Regions from separate parts of the Mus musculus genome. Here regions 2 and 3 are each linked to region 1. The links are chromatin loops, found by intact Hi-C in ENCODE. Cell type or tissue: left cerebral cortex. All regions are shown on one strand. Each heading gives the region's core, and the rest is flanking DNA. Links, peaks and the distances in the headings are about the cores only.

Region 1 (5,341 bases), core at 180-5,179:
TCTCTCTCTCTCTCTCTCTCTCTCTCTCTCTCCATCATGCCAAAGCAAGTGGGACAGGACAGTAGAGCAAAAAGTGAGATGGAAAAGCAACTTGTTTCTCAGAACACCAAGGAAGACAGAGGAGCCCTCTTTGGATGACCCAGCACCAAGTTCAAAGGACAGGAAACGAACCCCAGCACATGCTGAGCTAGCTGTTGTGTGGACTCGTTCCCCGCAGGAGGCTCTGGCCTCCAGCCCGGGGAAGAAGTCCTGATTTTTGAATAACATGTTCAGAGAGGGCGTTCCTCATACTCATCGGTACTGAATAGAAGCCACTCCGCATCTATTATTAGTTCCAGGAAATGACCCACAAAGAATATGTCACAAATAATTACAGGAACTCTCTAACAGGAGGGATCCTTCAAAAAAGAAAGAGAATTGGTCAGTTCAGCCTTAGGAAGAGCTTGCTGTTTGCTGAGTATAAAGCCTGAGGACCAAAATGAGTTCTGATTTAGACAATGTCTACAGTAGACAGAACGTATCAGGCAGAACCACAGCCATTGTCTTCAGATAACCCTATGGGGAATTCTCCTTGGAGCCAATATACTTCTGAAACAATTAAAAAAAAAAAAACGATAATAAAACACAAGATATTTTGAACAGCGATCTCATTACCTTGAAAGTGCACTGCTTTTATTAGTTCTGTCTTTTTAAGTATATTTTTTACTTTAATTTAAAAAACCTCCCAGATAATAAAAGCACATAGTTTGTGTTTGTGTGGGGTGTGTATTCACTTATCCACATGGGTGCCTGTGTGTGCGTGAATACATGCGTGCCTTAGGGGTCAGAGATTAAGCTTTGATGTTCTATCCACTGTCTACCTTGTCTTTAAGATAAGGGCTTCATTGATGTGCCATTCACCAGGGAGACTAGATTGACTGGCAGCCCCCAGAATCTGTTTGTCACTTCCTCCAATCCTGGAGTTACAAGAACATGTCACCACCATGTCTGGCTTTTTAACATAGGTTCTGCAAAGCCAATTCAAATCCTCATGCTCTCATGGCAAAGACTTCAGTAACAGGGCCATCCCCAAGCCATTACATACATAATTAAAAAAAAAAAAGTCAAATAGAGGCTCACAAACAAACACAAGGTTACAGTCCTTTATAAAGACAGCCTGTTGACCTTTATTGTCCCTCCAGACAGTCGACACAAAGATAAATTCTCTTTTCACAGTGATGATAGTGGCGGTAGGGGTATCCTGGGCTGCCTGGTACTGGTTTGAGCATCCATTCCCAAGAGGAGTACTCAGCAGGGAGGGTGGCCCTAACCCTGGACTTACTATCCAGAAACCACTCTGGGCGCTCTAAAGACAGCACTAAAGACAGTGAGTGGCCAGTTATGGCTATAGTCCAGTGTGGGCAAAGAATGGGCTGTAAGGGGCCACCATGCTCACCGTTATACTCCCACAGACCCTTTTCTCTTCCTCCCCACAGTAGGCTGAACAATGGTCCACAAAACAGTGAGCCTTACCCTAGAAGCTGAGGAAGTTTTCTTCTAGGGCAAATATGACTTTCTAAATGTGATTAAACTGTGGGTCCTGTGATAGTGAGATTTTTCCCGGGTGATCTCCGTGGACTTGGCATGAGGGTGGGGGTGGGAGAATAGGAAGGCAATCAGAGACCTACGTGAGTTGTTACCTTGCTGGCTTTATGTAAGGAGCGGGTGTGGCAGCAGTCCCAAGATGGCGCCCAGGACTGCAGCTAAGTCTTATGACTTGCACCTGACTTCCTCATACACCTGAAAATAAGCCACGACCATCGTGAGAACTGTGCAGGTGCACCATGATGCTGGCGGTGTAAACAAGTCCATATTTGGTGGAGACATGCCCCTGCCGCCCTGATTGGCTGAAGCTGTGTGCATGGTGAGGTGGCGTGGCCTGCCGTGAGTGGAGGGGGGCTGAGAGTATTTAAGCAAACCTCCCTGGGTTCCCGGGGTCCCCATAGCAGCATTGAGACGTTCCTGCAATAAAGGCTGTTGAGAAGAATCCGACCATGTTGTGTCTTCCTTGCCGGCCGGCCGAGGTGGACGCAGCAGCTTTAGAGGTAGGGAAAGAGAACATAGGTCAGGGAGTGTGGAACGGCAGATACAGGGGTGCCGTTCAACTTTAGAGAACAAATACACGGTGAGGGGTGAAAGTGGGAATTCCTGCCCAGTTGCTGTGGATGAACCCACCTCCCTGTATTTAAATGACAGAAATGTGTTTCTGTTGCAAACAGATGTCCCTGACCTTTGCCGAACTTTCTGCCTTCTTGGTGCTGAACTAAGAGTGGATGCAGATCTGAATGCAGCCACAAGATGGAGACTTTGTCTTGGTTAGCGCTGGGATATTCCCAGCGGTAAGAAACTTCTGTGCCTACTAAGCAGCTTTGATTAATCTCCAGTTCAGCTCTTGACCCGACCCGCATGGAGGAGAATCTGGGAGCCACAGGATAGGTTTTCAAAGGGGGTCTGATCTACCAAGTGTCTGCTAATTCTCACTCTGGCATTCAGAAAGCATCAGTCTTCCCTCTGCTATCTTCTCCAGCCATATGTGCTTGCTGTTCATATACTCTAAACATCACATTTCTTCATGTAAGAAAAAATTGCTATTGCTGTTGTTTTCTGCTTTCCATTTCCTTCCACTGTTTTACATAAAACAGAGGACTAAAAATTATTTCACACAGTATTATCTTCATGAGACTTGGTCCAGACAAACTAAGGTTCTCTTATAGCTCCCATGGACTGCTGAGCTGTGCTCTCAGGTTTCTGAATGAATCAGACGTGGGCAAGGGGCTCTGAGTTAAGGGAAGTATGCAGGCAATTGGTATAAATGGAACACACTCTTCTTCCTATCACTAGAGAAGCGTATGACCAACACTGACCAAGAGGATCTAGAGACTGGGGTGATCCTTGGGCAAATGATAACCTGAAATAGACCATGCAGGACACATAAAATTTTATAAACCCGGAAGAGGGCAAATGGCTCCATAAGCAGACAGATGGCTTGAGCAAATTATGGAGCCAGGAAAGGAAGCAGAAATTGAGAGAGCAGAAGGTATGTTAGGTCAGCTACAGAGTGGAAGCAGATGACTCCAGCCGATGAGAGGCTTACAGTACAGTCTTCTTCCTCACTTGTGGCCTGTGCAAATGTCAGCAGAGCTTTGCTTAGGTCTCTCAGGGACCCAGGCTGAGGTCAGCCCTGTCATCCTGCATCTCCATTACATGTTTTGCCTTCTTAGTTGCTGCTGTAGGAAAAGTGAAACTGAAATATTATTCACTATAGGCCCCACCGCTTCTACCTGGAGGGGTAGCTGTCCACTCTACTCATATTGTTTAAAAAACATAACAGCTTCTAACTACCAGCACCTAGACCCTCTGAAGCATATTACTTTCCCTGTCACAGGAGAATTCCAAAATCAACCTATTTGAGTCATAAGATAGAAAGACATTCAAGTTTTAGTGAAAGACATAGGACTTCCTTCAGCACTGAGAAAATCATAACTCCATTTTAAACACACAAAAACATACGTGTGTACCAATAAGCCAGATTTTGCCAAGAATCAAACACAAGAAGCAGAGGTGGTGGTGGTGGTGTTTTCTGATCCTGTGTATGAGGTTTGCAATTAATTCTGCAGAAATTATGGAAAAGATGGCTTCCAGGGACCTCACACAGCTCCAGGTATTGCCATGCCAGCCAGATCTGGATCCCCAAATGTCAATGTAAACATGAGAAATCAATCCCCCAAATTTTAGAGGGTGGAGCTACCGATCTTAAGGTGGCTTCAAGTATTCTGTGTCTACAAAGTTTCCTAAAAGGTGGTCTGTGGTGGTTAGAATTAGAATGGCCCCATAGGCTGATGTTTGAATACTTGGTCTCTAGTTGGTGGCTTGTTTGGAAAAGATTAGAAGATGTGGCCCTGCTGGAGAGTTTATGTTTCTGGGGATGGGATTTTAAGGTTTCAAAAGATTATTTTGAGTCAGCACTCTCTGCCTCATGCTCATGGAATCAAGATATGAGTTCAGCTGTTCCTACCTTCCTTCTACCATCATGGACTCTTGAGCCTATGAAACTGTAAGCACAAATAGATTCTTTCTTTTATAGTTGTCATGGTGTTTTATCACAGCAATAGAGAGCCCCCCAACTAAGACAGCATCCTTCTCCTTTTTTGGCATGCATCCAGGAAAGCACACAGGACAATAGCAGAGCAAGAGTTGCCTTGACACAGAGAATGCTGTGAAGTTTACAGAAAAGCTGACTGGACTGTGTGGTTCCGTGATAGGATACTGTATAAACTGATGCTGTATAAACAGCAGGGAAAGACCTGGCTGGCCAGAACCATGACATGAGATTCACAGAAGAGCCCAGTGATACCTGGTACTATAGTCTAAACACATTCCTTGATTGTGTGTGATTGATGGACACAGTTCCCAAATTCATATGTGGCTGGGGACTCTGGAAGGTATAGGGGGATAGATTCAGTCTTCAGGCCAAGGAGGTATCAGATGATAGGATCAATGGTGTTATAAAAAGAAAGAGAAAGGTACACACTGGCCAACTCTCTTTCTTGTCCCATCTCAGCCTCTTGGCTTCCACCAAGAGATGATACAGCATGATTGCCCTCATTATATGCATACCCCTTGGTCTTGGACTTTCTAGCTTCTAGAACTGTGAGAAATAAATCTATGTTCCTTATAAGTTACCTTGTCTTAGGTAGCCTGTTATAGCAGCACCAAACAAGCTAAATCACCTGCAACTATGTCCTAGACATTAGTGAACAGAGTGGCATATTGTGAGCACCAATCACTATTGATCAACAAATTACTGAATGAATGAATGAATGAATGAATGAATGAATAGGTAGCTGGGTGGGTAGATGGATGGATGGATGAACGAACGAATGAATGAAGGCTTTATTTAATGAACTTCAGACCTTCTATAAACCTTCATTTGTCTTCATCCATGTTCTAAGGACTTTCTGAGCCATAAACTCCCACAGCTCAGGTTTCCTGGATGGCCATAAGCTAAGCTGCAGGTTCTGATTCCTTTGATCTGCATCTTCTCTGGTCTTCAGGAGTCCAGACTCCATGGCTGCTGGTGTCTCCTGCCAACATGGCCTGGGAATGAACAAGTAGGCTGTCTAGGTTCTGAGGCATGGTCTTAACAGCCAGAGAAGTACAGCAGATCTCATCTGCCCCCACAGGCCATTGAAGGTTTCTGTCCTGACTGGCCAGCCTATGTCCTCACTTGCCTACCACTGTGCTTTCAGAACACGAACTTACCCCTGAAGACTGAAGCTAGGCAGCCCTCCTCCCCTCCCTT
Region 2 (5,341 bases), core at 109-5,108, 320 kb after region 1:
TTTTCACACCATGTATACTCTAATTCAACAAAAATAACGACATACAAAAAGGTAGCTACATCCATGTCTAAAGGAGGGAAAACTGAGGTAACCTTTCATTAATTAAAAAGAAGGAAGAAATGAGCCCATGACCTCTTTCCTGCCCAATTGATAACTGAGTTGAGGGGCTCGAGTGTGTAGGGTTAACCCTGCAGCCAGCAGACTACCCATCTTCTCTGTGTCTGAGTCCCTATAGTGGGCTGGTGGACACCCAGGCCCTCTGAGTACTTGATGATTGCATGGCCCTGCCTTCTGGAAAATTCCTCTTGAGCATTTAACATGAGGGAGGGGATCACCTATGGATTCTTTGGTATAAATGGAGAGGGGAGGGGTTAAGTGTCTTCCTTTAGCCTGGGGTGGAAAACAGGTATAGGGGCTGGGGTGGGGGTGGAGCGTGGGGAGTGCTAATTCACAGAATTGGAATTCACTGGCGGTAAAGTCCTGGGTGAAGACCTTTCCCTTAAAGCCTGAGATAGCAGGGTGCAGCCTTCAGACACGGCGCAGGCCGAGTTCCTCAGCCTCTCCCTGTGGTCCGACATCTTGGCGCTCCCATCTGGGTGCTGCGCCAGATCCCTGAGGCACTGGGTCAAGAGCACGCAGGCCGACACCACACTCATGGCACCTCCCAGGATGGCGGTCTGCACCGCCTTGCCCTCAGTGCTCACGGCAGCTGCGCGACCCAGGAATTGAGGCTCGGTGGCAAAGCCCACCAAAGCGCTCACCGCCTGCACCAAGGGCCCACTGAAGAGCGCGCAACGACTGCGGGCCAGCTCGCTGGGTGCCGCCTTCACTTCGCGTACGCATGCTAACAGCGCGGATGCACTTGTGCTCATGCACTTGACGCCCAGCTTGAACTGTTCGCGAGAGAAGCGGTCCCGTGACTTGTCACTGGCCAGGGCGCACGCATCCGTCAGGAACTTGAGGTTTCGAGACAGGCCCTGCGACACCTCCAGCAACAGCTGTGGGGTCATGTCCGCCAGTGGGGTGGCTCGCAGCACAGCACAGCCTTGTTCTACCTCGTGGCGGCAGCGTGTCACACGGTAGCGGTCCACAAGGCCTGGCTGTGCAGGTTGAGCGCCCGGTGTGGCCACGGCTGCCAGGTAGGCCGCATGTGCAGAACACTCGGTCAGCGACACCACCAAGTCGCCCAGTTCCACAAGACTGTCTCCCGCCTCTCCGAAGCGGCCCATGTTGAGCTGGCTCTGCACGTCGTGGGTGAGGATGGACAGCCCCTTAGTGCGCGCGATGATGGTGTCCCGGCACTGCTCGAAGGACTCCGCACCAGCGCCAGGGGAGGCGGGGCCTTCGAAGAGCACCGGCCGCGCCTCGCTAGACAGCAGCAGCAGGTCGGCCACCAGCTGCATCTTGCCCTTGCAGTGATCACAGATAGATACCAGCCTCTTCCGCGGCTGCGAGCTGGCCCCGCCGACGGCGCTCCCAGGAGCCGGAGAAGCCGCCTCGCCAGTGGGCTTCCCGGCGCTGCCGCTAGCCATCGCGCCCAGGGGGCACTGGCATGCCGCTGGGGAGCCCGCTACCACCGCCGCCGCGACTCAGCTGGCCAGGGCCGCGCTGCCTTCCGCGCACCATCATGCCACCCACCGCGGCGGGCACAGAGATCCGGGTGGCGGCGGCCGGTGGCCGGGCGTCGCAGGGCGGGCCCAAGCCCGCGGCAAGCTCTTCGGGGCGCTGTGTAGCTCGCGGGAACCGTGAGCCGGGGCACGGCAGACTCCTAGTCCGCGCCCCTCTTCACTAGCCTACCAGAAAAGTCCCCGCTGCCGGGCTGTCGCCACCTTCCTGGGCATGGCCGGCCGGGCCGCCGGAGCGGAGAGGGCGGGACGGGGAGGCTGGGAGTTGTCCTTCCTTCCTTCCTTCCTTTGAAATCAAAATCCTCTGCTCCTAGAGGAGCGCGGGCGGCGGCCCCGGCAGGCTTTGCTGTCAGCCGCTGCGCTGCGGCTATCCGGCTCAGCAGCGCACGTGGGCTTCAGGGGCGGCGACCCCGCCAGACGGTACAGGCTGGCGACGGCGGCCGGAGCTGACGCCCGGGGGCGCGCGGCCGCATCTCCTGCTCCGGCTCTTAGGGCGCTGGGCGGCCACTGGGCCGAGGGCGTGGCTGGCTCTGTGGCGGCCGCGCGGAGTCAGTCGGGCGGGAGGCTGCAACGCAGGGTGCTGGGCGGCCGCGCCTTCCCGCCTGGCGGTTCAGAGTGCGCGGCCCGGCGCCGCGGCGGCACGCCCTCCCCTCCTGAATGGCCTGCGGCCGGCGACCGGCTGTCGTGGAGATTCCATCTGTGTTTCCCCGCAGAGCCCGCGGGCCCCGCGCATCCGACGCCCCAGGGTGGTCGGCTCAGAAGGTGAGCGCGGCGTCGCGGAGGCCGACCCGGGCCCGGACTCCTGCCATGTTTGTCAACCAGCAACTTCCGAGCGACCTCCGAGCAACTGAAAGGAAGGGAGGAGACCGCAGGCCAGGGGACACCCGCCTGCCCGCGCACGGTTGCAGTTTTCGCCTCCTGGCGTCCGCCTCGCCCCCGGCTCGCCGCCGCCACCTCGGCCGTAACCTCCCCGGAGCCTATAGGAATCTTTTGTGTGGCGTCACCGCCTTTCGTTTAAATCCCGCTTCCTCCTCTCGCCCTTCCTCCCGCCCCCTCCGCCGATCCCGGATGCTTGCGCGATGCGCTGCTCCTCCCCCGGGAAGCTGGGGGCCGTGGGAGGACGCCGCGCCCAGCCCCGACGCTGCGGCCCTGGGGCCGGTGGTCCCTGCATCCGGAGAGGCTGGGAAGCGTGTGTGGTGGGGAAGGCCCGCCCTCGCTCCGCGCCCAGGCGCTGTGTATACCCTGGGGACACCGGGGCGCAGCCGCTAGTGGCCTTACGTAAGCTCTCAGCATGCCCCAGGACTCGATGCTTCCTCCCTGCCGAGGGAGCTAGTGTAAAAGGTGATCTGTTTTGCTTGCTTGGGGAGGATGCCACTCATTACTCCCGGGATCTCCCCACCGCCTCCGGATTCCAGTCACCTCTGAGATTCGATGACTTTTGCAAGCCCTCCTCCGCCCTTTGTTGTGTTGGACCCTCTCCTGTGGGTGGGTTTCCGTGAAACAGTGAAAAGGAGCTCTGATCACGCTTGAGTCCCCACAGCTTGTTTGACTCAGTGATAGACCCTCCCTGAGGTTGGTCTTACCCCCCCCCCCCCCAGCCGTTTAGGAGTTGTGTGACCTTGGGCAAGTTTTCTCTCCCAAGTTACTGTAGTCAGGTAGTGTATGGTGACCTCGGTTCCAGCTGGCTAGAATTCCAATGTGCCTTGATCAGCAGTTCGCCCTTTCCTGACTCCATCTATATAATGGAATAATAGCAACCATTGTTAAGTAAAGAGCCAGTCTCTGGAGGTAAACACTGTTATCTCTGGGTTACAGGCTGGGAAACTGGTGGCCCAGATGGCTCCCCGCCCTGTAACGAGGAATTAAACGGAGGACCTTGAGCTACTGTACTTTTTATTTATTAATTTAACTGTGCAGACAGGCTTTGAACTTCTGGCGATCCTCCTTCAGGGTCTGTAGTTGGTGATTGTAGGCCTGTGCCATAGGGCTTTGTGGCCAGGTGGACTAAGTGACTCCCTAGGCTCTTAACAACAGCAGTGGCTAAAAGAGAAGGTCCCCTAAACCCACTGGCCACACCCACTCCCTTTCTTTGTGCAGACCTTGTCTGCCAGAAACTCCTGGAACACCTGGGCCTCCTCCCAGTAAAGCACTCTCTCAAGAGCCCTGAAGTCTTCTGCTGGTGCCCAGCACTGCCAGTGTGTGCTCAGCCAATGGAAATGTTTGTTCTTCTGTCTCTTCGTAGGACCTCCACGTCCTACATTTTTAAGCCAGTTATAAGTGTTATTTATAAGTTGGATGGCCTCAAATTTATCGTCCAAACCCCAATAGTTTACAGAATAAATTATGAGTCAAGTTATTAATATAAGTTAATGAGGAACAACCGGTAAAAACCTGGATAGCCGCCCTACTCATAATCAAAAATAATAATTAAAAAAAAATGCCCTTGCAGATGCTTTAGATTTTAGGTGAACCAACTGTCTCTGCAAACTGAAGCCAGTAAAACCAATGGCTCTCTTAACAAGAATTCTATAGGGCTACTTCCTCCCTGGTAACCCAGGAATAGCAGTGAATCCTAAAAAATAGTTTCCTTAACTCTGAGAACCTAAGAGAGGGACCAGTAAGATAGCTCAGCAGGCAAAGGTGCCTGCCACCAAGGCTTCGTTTTTCAGATAGTGTCACTCTTCCTAAACTGATCTTTCCAGGTTCTTTCTTGTTTACCTCCTGCCATTGTTCACTTACAGCTCAAACGCTGGGTGTCTACCATGTGCCAGCCCTTGTTCAAGGCACTGCGCTTACACTATAGATTGTAATAGAGCAGCCTCTGCTTGTGAAGATAAGAGTCCCGGAAGGGAAGGTTCACAAATAAGTGCTCCCAGTTACTGTTTACTCAGTAAAAGCACAGGACAAAAATGGACAGCAGATCAACCACTGCATACTAGCCGGGCAGTGATGGCGCACGCCTTTAATCCCAGCACTTGGGAGGCAGAAGCAGGCAGATTTCTGAGTTCAAGGACAGCCTGGTCTACAGAGTGAGTTCCAGGACAGCCAGAGCTACACAGAGAAACCCTGTCTCAAAAAACCAAACCAAACAAACAAAGTACTGCATACTAAGTGTTTAGGTCATGTTAGGCAGAATTATGCATTCTGATCAGTGCTAGGGAAATCGAGGTGACCTGCAAACCAAAGCAGTGGAAACCAAATCTAAGATCTCCCTGTTCCTTCTCACCTTGCTCTTCCTGTCACTGCTGGATGGGTAGGGGGTTGGGAGGTTTTTTTTGAGGGGGGAGGTACTGTGCCCAGCACCATCCACCTTCAGAAAAGTTTCATCTTCCCTGACACACTACCTGTGAAATAACATCTCTCCATTCTCTCTTCTAGTCTCTGGCCATTACCAACTTCATCCGTGAACTTGATGATTTGAAGCACTCCGTTCTTTTGTGTCTGTCTTATTTCATTAAGCATAATGTCATTGAGGTTAATCAGTGCGATAACGTATCAGAATGTCCTTTTTATAGGAAATAATATTCACTTGTATGAACTTTAGACATTCATGGTATACCCCCAGAATTTGTGGACAAGCAACCAAGCTGTCTGTGGTATACAGTGCCACCCAGTGGTTGGTAAGGAGCAGTCTTGGCCATATCATAACTTTGGACTTGGGTTTCTTGGTTTTATGTTTGTGCTCACAGGTGGACAGTGGTCTCAGATGATCTTTC
Region 3 (5,341 bases), core at 188-5,187, 230 kb after region 1:
GTTTTACCACAACCCATGTGTACTCAAGAAACATTAAACTAAGGACACAGATAGCAGTTTCTATTCTTGTCACTGAGACATTGTCACTAAATCTCCCACAATGTGAAGTCGGTTGTTTTTTTTTTTGTTTGTTTTTTTGGTTTTTCGAGACAGGGTTTCTCTGTGTAGCCCTGGCTGTCCTGGAACTCACTCTGTAGACCAGGCTGGCCTCGAACTCAGAAATCCGCCTGCCTCTGCCTCCCGAGTGCTGGGATTAAAGGCGTGCACCACCACGCCCGGCATGAAGTCGGTCGTTTTAAATTGCGATTGTACGTCTCTAAGGGTCCTGCGGATCATTTCCAAAACCTCAAGTCAATTTTTAGTAGACAATCGATTTTAAAAGAGCAAAGCCCGTCCTGTGCAACCTTTTCATAAATGACTTTTTTGGGGGGGAAGCTAACATTCCATCAAGAAGAATGCAAGCCAGCACTCTTGTGAGCATAAAGCAAGCATCCCATAACATTATTTGAAAAAAATCCTTCTTTGCTTCCAGACAGAATGTAAGCTTAATACTTTGTATCAAATCATCATAAAGCAAGCATTTTTTAACTGAACACAAATACCTACTTTTCCTGCTGTTGTCAACAAGCAGGCCAGTAAAGGGTCCTCAACATTCGCTAAGTAAGGTAGGCTCAGCGATCTGCGTGTCTCTGCCTCCCCAGTGCTGGGATAACAATTGTGTGCCACCACAAGCTACAAGTCTAAGCAGATACTCCCATGCTCTGAAGCTGAGCGTCTCTACCTCAAAATGGTGAAGGTGTTCCTGCCCATCGGGGCGATGGTCTGCACAGCACTCACACCACAGGGTATCTCTAAGTCATCACTAAGCTGCGCTTTAACTTCATCTGGGCTCATACACAGGCTCAGGTCTCCTCTCATAAACTTGCCAGCTTCCTCCCCCAGGACTTGGTCAGGATTCACAATGATCACTTTATCGCCATAGTGGACATATCCATCTTCCGATACCGAAAGCTGCATCTACAATTTTAATAGGAATTTTCCAATAAGCTACTCAATTCCTTAGCTGCTGGGGTCAAGATCCCTCCCAGGTGTATCTCCTTTCCTTCTCAGACTAGATCCATTTCAGTAAGGCCTCCCTTCCTCAGATCCTTGGTTAGCATCCTTCAAGCTCTTGATGACCCCCAAACAAGATCATGCGAAGCTGTTGGACTCTACATAGTTTACCGTTGTCAATTTATTCAATTCAATGTTATTAAACGTTTTTTTTTGCACAGCAGCTGAAAGGCACTTTACTTGTAAAAGCATTAATCCACCCCTTTATTAGAAAATGCAAACAATTAAGTAAACATAATTAAGGACAGACTTCCCTTAATCTAAATTCTAAATTTCTTAACCTAATCTTAACCCTTAATCTAAATTTCTAAAATCTAGAGGAATTTTAACACTATACTTTTTTATTAATTTTTTTAAAAGTTTCTAAATGGTTACTTTGTTCATAGAAATTTTCTTTGCCTAACTCACACTTAACTAGGCAGAATTTTGAAATTGGCATTGGAATTTGACATTACCGGTCTCAAAATGTTCTTCTTCACTCTTCTGTTTCTCTGAATAAGAAGTTCTCCTTTTTCCCTCTTCTCTAGGAAGTGTCTCATGCGCTCCTGGGGATGCAGAGACCGAGAAAAGGGGAGTCAGGGACAGAGCTGTTGCAGAGCACAGGTACTGATAGCTTTTTCCTCAGAAGCACTTCAAGTTCAAAGACAGTTCAAGGACACAAAAGGAAACGTGATCGCTCTGGGGATGGCAAAAATGTCAGTAGGCAGCACGTCATGGGGGCAGAGGCAGGGGCGGGGAGCAGGAGATGAAAAGAGAAATGCATAAGGAAGGGAAGGATAGGACCCCTGTGCTTATCTCGTCCAGAAACAATCAGGAGTGATATATAGGAGGTCAGCAGTCTCTACTGGGGTCCTCCTGACTTGGGTGAGAATGTGAAAAGCCCAGGCCTCTCCATATGTTTGTAACCCAGAACCTTTCCAGGACCTGAGAGTGTCACAAACCTAGTGAGGGCCAGAGGGCCCGGGAGGCGGCAAGCTGTTCTTGCTCTGGGTTCAGGAAATGTGGAGCGGGACATTCAGTGAGCATGGGTGCTCAGAGACAGCAGGTGAACTACCTCGGGTAGCAAAGGTGCACAGGGGGGGTGGGGGCAGTAGATGAAGATGGGTGATAGGATGCTAAATGCTCAGCAGAGAGAGAACATGCAGGATAGCAGGATAGGGTCTGGGATCCTAGGGATGCGAGAGGACAGGAGTCTGCGCACCTCCTCCAAATAGACATCTTCGTTCCAGTTGCCCATCCGCACTCCAGGACCATACACGTTCTGCGCCATCGCCCCTTGCTCTCTTGAAAGCCAGCTCCAGCCTCCACTGACACTCAGAGTTAGCGTGCTTCGTTGCCATGACGACCAGGCAGTTGCCAGTTGCCAGTTGGTCAAGATCTCTTTGGCTGGCCAATAAGTGACAGCATACTAGACCCACGCCCCCTCCAGCTCGCCCTGCCCCTCCCACCACTGCCACTGTCTCAGATGACTAGCACTCAAAGCAGATCTGGGAAACCCCTGACGGGGGACACTGTTCCAAATGTTCCCTAGGCGGAGAAATTTTTGAAACTTTTTTTCTGTTGTTTTTTGGGGGAGAGTTTGGTTTTTAAGTTAGGGTCTGGATACATACCCTAGGCTGGCCTTGAACTTATGATGTAACACAGTCAGGTCTTGCGCTGGAGATCTTCTTGACTCACAGGTGTGCAGCCTACAACTGGCATAAAATATTGAGTTGTTCTTGTTGATGTTTGGTTTTGTATTTTGTTTGTTTGTTTGTCTTGTTTGCTTTTTAAACTAAAATCTAAGTTAAAGTGCTGTGGAACCCGAGTGCCCCTAGCTTTTCTGTGGAAGCTTGGTTCAACTCCAGCCTATTTTCCTAATCACTGTCAGCAGCAATTTCACAAAACATCACCCCTTTACTGTAGACGCTGGAAAACCTAAACACAAAAAGAGGGGCATTGCCGAAACCTCACAGCTTCCAAAGGAAGAAACTACTGTGTTAGCATATATTAATGTGTATATCTATTTCTGTGACAGTCTGTATTTTCACAAATTTTATAGCAACCCTCCCTTCCCATGTCCAAACACAAAGACAAACCTGCAATTTACAGGCACTCCTGATATTAAAAAAAAATTTTTTTTAATTTAAAAAAGTTTGTGTAGCCAACATTTCCTAAAGAGGATATTGTGTTATGAGTGGGGTGAACAGGCAGTTAGGTAGTACCACCTGCTGCTGGCTGCTGGCTGCTGGCTGCTAGCTGAATACATTCATTAATCAGTCCCCCAGTGTGCAGAGTCTCCCACCCCAAGCAAGAAGTGGAAGGTGAGAGCCAAACCCAGTCTATCAAGGGAAGCCAGATGCTGAAAACAAATTACTTCAGAAGACTGTAATACACACAGGTCACTGAAGATGTGATGAAAGACAGACTGGGAGAGCTGATGGATGAATCATTCCTGTCATGGGGACTATGAGAATGACAACTGAGCAAAACCTGGGGTAGTGGGGAGGTGTCCTTGTCGACCTGGAAGGACCTGAGCCGGAGGCTGAAGCATAAGACACAAAAGTAGGAATATTCTGCTCCTCTCTGGCTCCACTGCCTGCCCCTCCAGCACCACACACACTCTCAGGTGCTTCTGAAGGTGCTAAGTCAGGCATTCTGTTGGATCAGACAGGAGTCACTCAGAATATGTGATAGACTGGAGACCGACTCAGAGAAGCTAGCAGCATCCCTAGGTTCAAACTGCTAAACCCAGCCTTGTAGCATGCAGTGAACAATAGACAGCATGTGTAATTGCTCATACAGGAACATAATAATCTAAAAGCAAGCTGCTGTCTGGTGATGTCATGGCAGCGCCATCAAGTCACCAAGCAGCCCTCACATGCTTTTGGCGACGCTGGTATAAAAGAGAAAACCCTGTGTGACATCTGCTGAACAAAAGCAGGCCACACACAATTACAGATGGCACATTAGGCTCAGAGTGACACTAGATGACTATGTTACTGGCTTATTATTTACTACAGGGTGCTTTGGCCCCCGTTTGAAAAGGTGTGTCTCCTATTGATTACAGGGTACTATAAAGCAGTGTGTGGGGTTCTCTTGGAAGCAATCTCCTGCAGCTCACACTGGGACATCTCCAGACTGTCTCATTTGCTCTTACTCTCTTCTGCTCACTATCACCCAAAGCGCTCAAAGCCAATACTGATGTTGGAGAGGAACTCGCATGCAATAATTGATCTGGAAACAAAGTACAAAGCGATTTTTTTTCCAAAACCCACGTCTATTATGGTTATTCCTCACCGTGAATCAATCATGTCCAGATCCACTGCAGCTGGTATTTAAGAACATGAAAAAGATCAGAGATCTGGGAGGGCCAATAGCAGATACGGAGGAACTTTAAGACTTTGACTGGAAGGCTCCGCAAATGATGTTTGCATGATGAGGCATTCACTTGATAGTATGGCCCTCAGAAGGAGCCTTGCTCTAACCAGGTGTGCTGGAACACATCTGTAATCCCAGTACTCGCCCTGTGGAGGCAGAAGGATCAGGAGTTCAAGGTCATCCTCAAACATAAAGTAAGTTTGAGGTCAGCCTGGGCCCTGCAAAAATTACCTTCAATAGGCATAGGGGTTGCTGGAAAGATGGCTCTGTAGTTAAGAGTAAGCACCATTCTGGCAAAGGGCTAGAGTTAGTTCTCAGCACCCATGTTGAGTGGCTCCCATCTGCCTGTAACTCCAGTACCAGGGAATCTGACAACTCTGACCTCTATCAGACACTGTACTCATGTGCACATACCTACACTCATACCCGTATGTGCACATAGTTTTAAAAAAATATTTTAAATTCCTGTTGGGAAGTAGAGGCAGACAGATCTCTGTGAGCTGGACACCAGCCTGATCTATTTAGCAAATTAGGGCTATACAATGAGATCATATTTCAACACACACACACACACACACAGAGAGAGAGAGAGAGAGAGAGAGAGGGAGAGAGAGAGAGAGAAAGAGTTCTGTTTCACAAAGCAAAGATTCTATATGCCGATTTCTGACTTTAAAGTCAATGTTGCTCCCCTTAAGCATTTCCATGTTCCCCATAGGCTGGGTGTTAAACAAGGAGGCCTTGAGGGAATTGAAACTGGACCTCTCTCTCATAGGCAACAGCCAATAAAATAAGAACTAAAAGAGCAGAACTTTACTTACCCATCAGAAGAATGGGACCTGAGCACTATTTCCCACCCTGGAAGGAGATG

Evidence for each region. Hi-C counts contacts between places; a loop is a spot of excess contacts. Peaks named below come from ENCODE experiments on the same cell type or tissue, not always from the same donor. Only the 100,000 strongest peaks of a DNase experiment are listed, where the experiment ranks them.
Region 2: it touches region 1 in a loop (4-fold over the local background); 15 of 42 quality-filtered maps call a loop at or near these places.
Region 3: a loop joins it to region 1, with 5 times the contacts of the local background. A loop is called at or near these places in 17 of 42 quality-filtered maps.

What each region holds. Positions count from the first base shown.
Region 1 is chr7:83,565,925-83,571,265 of GRCm38, forward strand. No RefSeq gene overlaps it. Among named protein-coding and RNA genes, the nearest start is that of Tmc3, 16 kb to the right of the region's middle. In left cerebral cortex, for the core only: a CTCF peak has its summit at 2,336 (motif pointing right); a DNase peak (open chromatin) is centred at 2,359.
Region 2 is chr7:83,881,690-83,887,030 of GRCm38, forward strand. Tlnrd1 (talin rod domain containing 1) reads right to left here and starts at 2,652. Exons shown (of 1, transcript NM_030705.4): 1 at 1-2,652. The coding sequence starts at 1,532. The coding sequence ends at 444. It also overlaps a transcript of Mesd not described here. In left cerebral cortex, for the core only: CTCF peaks have their summits at 2,498 and 2,711; DNase peaks (open chromatin) are centred at 1,302, 2,033, 2,663 and 3,449; H3K4me3 peaks cover 3,468 bases; H3K27ac peaks cover 2,875 bases.
Region 3 is chr7:83,792,428-83,797,768 of GRCm38, forward strand. It overlaps Cfap161 (cilia and flagella associated protein 161), which reads right to left and starts at 2,412. Exons shown (of 7, transcript NM_029335.3): 1 at 2,315-2,412; 2 at 1,569-1,658; 3 at 782-1,017. The coding sequence starts at 2,383. In left cerebral cortex, for the core only: no CTCF peak of the experiment used is centred there; a DNase peak (open chromatin) is centred at 2,465.